Regions from separate parts of the Homo sapiens genome. Here region 1 is linked to region 2. Evidence: chromatin contacts called from ENCODE Hi-C data. All regions are on one chromosome and are shown on one strand. Each heading gives the region's core, a stretch centred on a gene start or an enhancer-like site at or near the end of the contact. The rest is flanking DNA. Distances are from core to core; before and after follow the strand shown.

Region 1 (2,906 bases), core at 14-2,513, 2.3 Mb after region 2:
TTTCATAAAGTTTTGATTTATATTTTATTTCTGAGTTGAAGTTTTGCTCTTGTAGCCCAGGCTGCAGTGCAGTGGCGCGATCTCGGCTCACTGCAACCTCCGCCTCCCGGGTTCAAGCGATTCTCTTGCCTCAGCCTCCCGAGTAGCTGGGATTACAGGCATGCACCACCACACCGGACTAATTTTTTTGTATTTTTAGTAGAAACCGGGTTTCACCATGTTGGCCAGGCTGGTCTCGAACCCCTGACCTTGGGTGATCCGCCCGACTCAGCCTCCCAAAGTGCTGGGATTACAGGCGTGATCCACTGTGCCCGGCCAAATTAGATGGGCTTGTTTTTTTGTTTTTTTAATAAAATAGCTTTAAAAGAAAAACTACTCAGAGACAGCACACAAAGATCTATCAAGATGCTAGCTATCAGTCAGCACGGAGGCTGAGATGGGAAGATCGCTTGAGGACAAGAGAGTTCGAGGCTGCAGTGAGCTGTGATTGTGCCTGTGAGAGCCACTGCACTCCAGCGTGGGCAACGCAGCGAAGACTCCGGCTCAAAAATAAATAAATAAAATTGCAAATAAAATAAATTCTCACAAAAGGGTTAACCAAATGCCAGAGAAACGCCGGCATTAGAAAAGCATCATTTGCAGCTCCTAATGAAATAACAAATCCAGTCAATAGTATCAGCGCTGCTAAAATTATTGAGTGAAAAAATACTGGGAACTTTATGCACTGACATACCCTAAATCCATTAGTCAATCTTAAAATTGCTAAGAGCGAGGAAAATTGACGTTCTATTCCTCCGGATCCTGCTCGAGAAGCTGGGGGACTCGGGTCCGGTGCCGAGGTGTGGCCCGAGCCTGGCACCACCCACGCCGGCCGGGTGACCCCGGCCCCTTGGGGCTCCCGCGCTCCGTCAGCAGGCGACGCTGGGAGGCTGGGGTAGGCCCAGAGCGAGGACGGGCCCGGACTGGGTAGTGGGGATGTACCAGGGCCGGGTGCGGCGGGAGACGGCCCGGGAGGCGGAAGGTCGCGGACCTGCCCGACAGAAGAGTAGATGAGGGGAGACCGAGGACGCCCGGGTCCGGGGAGCTTACGAGGAGGCCAGGATCGCGGGGTAAGGAATCCGCGGGCAGTTACCTCCGCCAGGGGCAGGGTCCGGCCAGTCAGGCGCGAGAAGGCTAGGCGAGGCCGACTGCGCGGGGTGAAGACGCCAGGCCGACAGCTGCGGGCCCTACCGCCAGCCCTGACGCGAGCCTGCGTCCTGGCGACGGCGGAGGGCGGGCAGGGGGCGCGGGCGCTGCCACGGCGCCTGCTCAGAACCGGCCGGGAACGCCGCGGGCGGGTCTCCCCGGTCCTCCGCCCCTCCAGCCCTGCTCTCAGGCCTCCGCCCGGGCCCTCTAAGCTGCCAGCCGCGCCCGCCTCCGGGCTCCTCGCCCCTCCTCCCGCGCGCTCCCCTCCTCAGCGGCCGCCGGACCCCCTCAGTTCACTTCTCCCAGTTAACGCGTTCCTCGGACGCTGCTAGTTTGAGCGCACAGGCATTGGGCGGGGCTCACGGGGGAGCCGCTTAATAACCGACCAACATGAAACTCAAGGGCTGCCCCTTCCTAGCGGGGACCCTGCACAGACCCGAAAATAAGGGGTTTTGCTCTGCCCTCCTCAGTTCACGTGGGCACCTTGGAACACTGAAGAAGGCATTTTCCGAACTCACTGTCCTACGGACTTATTCTCCGCACTGTTTTCGCCTCCTTCGCCCTGTTCTCGTGACTGACAGGAGCAGGGGTCACAAGCAGGCAGCCCGAGAGCTCTGCTCACCTGGAAAAGCATTTTTGTGTAGCTTAAATGTGAAGGCCTCAGGCAGTGGCCTGTTGTCCTCCTCCACATGCGCCCATCTTCACTCTTTCATGTGACTGGCCTGTTTTTGAAGGCAGGACCCTGTCACCCTTGGCTAGGCCAGGTATGTTCTGCACCGAAAATGGCCCTGCCCTCTGCATTGGATGGCTAGCTCTTAGGTTGGTTTATTTTAGCAAATAAGCGTTACAGGGTAGGCGAACTGGCTGCATCAGAACCACAATTACCCCTGTGTCTCTGGGTGGGATAAATGGCGGATGGCATTCTGGCAGCTCAGCCCCACTTATCTCAGAGGTTATAGATCTGAGGTGGTTTAGATCCACCCCCAAATCACGAACATTTTACATAAGCCGTGCTAGAGTTAGCATAAAAGTCTCACAGAAAAATTTGGAAACTGAGAAATCCTAACCTATTCCCACAATCCTGTGTTCCCATTTTTAGGTCTTAAGATATGAAGACAATGGGATAACTGAGGCTGATTTTGCTGTGTGGCCATTAGACCTAGAAATATTGGTGTGATTCTGGAGTTGATTGCTCCACACGTTTATTTATTTATTTTCCTTTTTTTCCCTCCTCTTCCTCCTCCTCTATTCTTTAAAAACGTATGGAAATGTATCCGGCAATGTTTACTGTAAAAAATAATGTATGGAAATGACTACAATTTGCTAAAATAAAAATCATTGAGCACTTATGTGTGTCAGACACTATGCTAGGTATAAAGAGGGGAAGATGGTGTCCCTATTCAAAAGAGAGTCACACACACTTAAGTTACAGTGCAGTCATAAATACCATGATCGCAGTATGCACAGGTCCATTTTCTCTATCTGGGTGATGGGAAGGTTCAAAACTAAGCTAGGTTTTGAATGAGGAATAGTTTCATTTTGAAGCACATCCATTTTGCGATGCCTCTGGAGCTATCTAGTGAACAATTTAGATGCGTGGTTCAGAAGCTCGATGGGAGGCTTGGGAACACAGAATGTGTAAAATAAGCATCAGTCTCCCTTTCACCCTCTCTGCACTTTTTAAGGGTCATCTGTCTTTAGTATATATTGGTAAGAGATTT
Region 2 (3,318 bases), core at 220-2,719:
TACCTTTAATTATACAATGTTACAGGCAAAAATCCTTCTTACTTCAGAAGGTAAAAGAAGTAAGTGATTCCTACAGGCTGTATCCAAAACCAAATCAAGTTGGAGGGAGAAAATACTCCAAATTAAGTTGGAGGGAAAAAAATACTTTCCCTTTCCGTTTTTTTTTTTTTTTTTGTCCCTCCCTTCCCCCCGCCCACCATCCCAATTCTGTTCTCAGGAGGGGAAAGGTTTCATTCTCCCCCAAACTCAGACTTCTCAATCCTTATCCATTACCAATTTACCAACTAACTGAGACTGTGTAGAATCTTCCTCTGGAAAAAAGGGAAGTGTATGAATTCTGAGTAGTGAGTTGGTTGGTCAGTGGCGTGTGAAGTAACCTGATGAAGCTTAGCGTGGGTTTTTTATTTTACTGGGGGCAGCATATTGGGGAAGAGAAGGATAACCTTACTAAACCGCTTGGGTACGCCAACCCTGTGCAATAGATATTAGCAACATAGCTAACCATACATGGTTAGTAAATACAACCCACACCTAACTGATGCATGTAAACATTCCACATTACAGTGAAATATATTGGTGTATTAATGCATTTTAATAATTATGGTATTATTTTGATACCTTTCAAAGTGTTTGGAATAATTGTGCAGATAGTCAGATCAACCAAAACCTACCAGTTAAATACTATCCTTTAACTGCTTTCTTAACCTAAACCAATCTTGGAAAGGTAGGATTAGAGGCCAGAAAGTTAGGATTAAAGTGTGTTGGATGGATAGATCAGCACAATTTCATCCATGTTGGTGGTAAGGCTTTTCATTAAGTGTGTTGATGCTTCCCTTTTAAATTGTTTCCGCTTAAATAATCTAACTGTCCTTTCTCAAGCATATTGGTCAAGATGATCAATACCAGATATCTTAAGTGGCAGCTGAAGAGAATTAAAGAGATTAAAAAAAAAACCTGATATTCAGTCCAACCGAATTCTGCTACTGTATTAGCTGAGGAGGCTTGAGCCAACCACTTGACCACTTGGAGTCTGAATCGCCTTATCTATAAAAACGGGGATCCATTGAGAAATTATAATCAGATATTTTCCAGAATCCTCTCCCATCCCAGCTCCTATCTCCCCCTTCAGCCCTCAGGTCGGCTGCCACTCACACTGACCGCCATCTGTGCCCCTCACAATGACACCAGCGTGGCCCTGCCTCCCTTCCGCGCGGCCCCGCCTCTCGCCCCGCCGAGGCCCCGCCTCTCACACCAAGGTCCCGCCTTCCTCCTGTTCTTCCCGGCCAAGGCCTACCTTCCTCCCACGCGGCCCGCCTCTTTCCCCGCCAAGCTCCCGCCTTTCTCCTGCGCGGCCCGCCTCTCTCCTCGCCAAGGCCCCGCCTTCCTTCCTCGGGGCCTCGCCTCTCACCCCGCCGAGGCCCCACCCCCTCCCGCGCGGCCCTTTCCGGCACAGAGCCCACCCCTAGCCCATGCGAAGCGGCGGCCGCCGGCACCGCCCCCGCCGCGCTCCCGCTTGCCGCAGCCTGCGTCGTCTGCCGCCACCGCGCGCCTTCACTGACCTACACCACCGCCGCCGCCGCCGCCGCCGCCGGGCTCGCTGGCTGGCCCGGTGCGGGCGGCGGACTCCCGCCGGAGAGGACTGCCAGCGCCGCCGCCGCCGCCGCTTCGGCCCGGGCCCGGGCCCCGACCCCGTCCCGGGCCCCAGCGCCGGCCGCCCGCCCGGTCGGGCGATGAAGTGTCACTATGAGGCGCTGGGGGTGCGGCGCGACGCCAGCGAGGAGGAGCTCAAGAAGGCCTATCGGAAGCTGGCCCTGAAATGGCACCCGGGTAAGTACCTGTCCCGCAGCCCCCGCGGCCACTCGGAGAAGCCCGGCCCTCCCCGACCTTCCCTTCCCCCGGGCGGACTCCGCGGAGCCAGCAGAGAGGGACCTGGCGGCCTAGGAGCTCCTTGCCCCGCCCGGCCAGTGCCCGGAGCCGCCCTGCCCGTCTCGGTGGGCGAAGCGCTCTGCCCTGGCGCACCCCGGCTCACACCCCATCTCCTCATACCCGCGACCCCGGCCCCGCATCGCCACTGTAGGGGGAAAACTGCAGTCCAACAACCTCACTTGCTCCCGCTACCGGGTCGCAGACACCACGAGGGAGCAGTCGGGAACTCGGAACTCAGACCTGCCCCAGGCTTGCTTTTCCCTGCGTCCCTTGCAGCGCAGCCTCTCGGTGTTTTTCCTCCGCTGCCCTCCACCTCGTCCGGGAATCCCAGATACTTCAACCTGATGTATGGCTCTTTTCGTTTCTTAGTTAAGAAGTTAAGACACGGGAGCTAGTAAAATATCTTTTCAATAGGGATGCGCTTTTTTCGCTGTTTTTTTTTTCTTTTAATAAGCTGTTTAAGCAGACCTTGTACTTCACTTTGGACATGATTCTGCCGGGGAAGGTTTTAATCAGGCGGCTTCCCCAGTAAAGTTTGTATGTTTACTTAGAAGTATCCTTCCTTTGGATGTTTCATTGGTCTGTAATCCAGGCCTGTGTGACTTTTATGAAGTAATCTGATCTTCCAGGCTGGGAAACTAAGAGAGTAGTTGACTTTCAGCTTTTTGAGGTTCATATGAAGAGGCTTTCATATTAGCATTCATCAGTAAACACGGTTACAGAGTATCCAATATATGCAAGTCACTGCACTCTACTAAGTAGATTTGGAAATGCTGAGACAGGGGTCTTAGAGTCTTGTTAGGAAAACAACTTTCTGCCTTACACAAATGAAAAGTTAAATACAACTGCCAGAAAAAAATCGCAACATACATAATTGGTGGTTAGATTAATGGAACAACTAATATATGCTCCAGGAATTCAGGGAGGGAGTTACCATTTTGTATTGAGTCTTCCCCTTCTCAGAGGAGTTTGGACTGGATCGTAGAGGAATGCAATTTGGAAAAGTGAACTCAACAGTATGGAGGATAGCATGGTGGAGGACAAAAGATGTTCCGGGGGACAGTTTGACTGAAGGTGGTGTGTATTGCAGGTCTGAAAAATAGGGATTATGAGAGGAGTGGAAGGAAAGGTCAGGGACCCAAAGTCAAAAGGGAATGGCTATGGTGATGGAGTGAGAGATAGAGGTGTGGGTCTGTTACTTAAAGTTATGCTTACCAACAGAGGCGTGAAAAAATGTGATTATAAATATATTAGAAGAGCAGAAGTAAATGAACTGATGTTCATCATAGCAGTAAGTCAGAAGATACAGCCAAAATTAATAAATGTAAAAATAGTGTAGAAGTATATTCTTAGAGTTTGGGTTAGTGTAGAAGCATATTCTTAGGAGTTTGG

What was found. A loop is a pair of places that touch in the nucleus more often than their neighbours do. Pooled maps may share reads with other maps.
Region 1: a pooled map shows a loop between it and region 2 (11-fold over the local background). The contact joins the promoter of CPLANE1 here to the promoter of DNAJC21 in region 2. A Hi-C loop is called at or near these places in 7 of 50 pooled maps.

Annotation. Positions count from the first base shown.
Region 1 is chr5:37,248,113-37,251,018 of GRCh38, forward strand. It overlaps CPLANE1 (ciliogenesis and planar polarity effector complex subunit 1), which reads right to left and starts at 1,264. Exons shown (of 53, transcript NM_001384732.1): 1 at 1,133-1,264. It overlaps CPLANE1-AS1 (CPLANE1 antisense RNA 1), which reads left to right and starts at 934. Exons shown (of 2, transcript NR_134263.1): 1 at 934-1,109; 2 at 2,285-2,534. RefSeq lists silencers at 765-904, 1,105-1,584.
Region 2 is chr5:34,928,090-34,931,407 of GRCh38, forward strand. DNAJC21 (DnaJ heat shock protein family (Hsp40) member C21) reads left to right here and starts at 1,470. Exons shown (of 12, transcript NM_001012339.3): 1 at 1,470-1,827. The coding sequence starts at 1,731. It overlaps LOC124900961 (a long non-coding RNA gene), which reads right to left and starts at 1,592. Exons shown (of 2, transcript XR_007058731.1): 1 at 1,560-1,592; 2 at 1-1,044. RefSeq lists silencers at 1,146-1,615, 1,626-1,695, 1,726-1,925 and enhancers at 1,954-2,599, 2,066-2,235.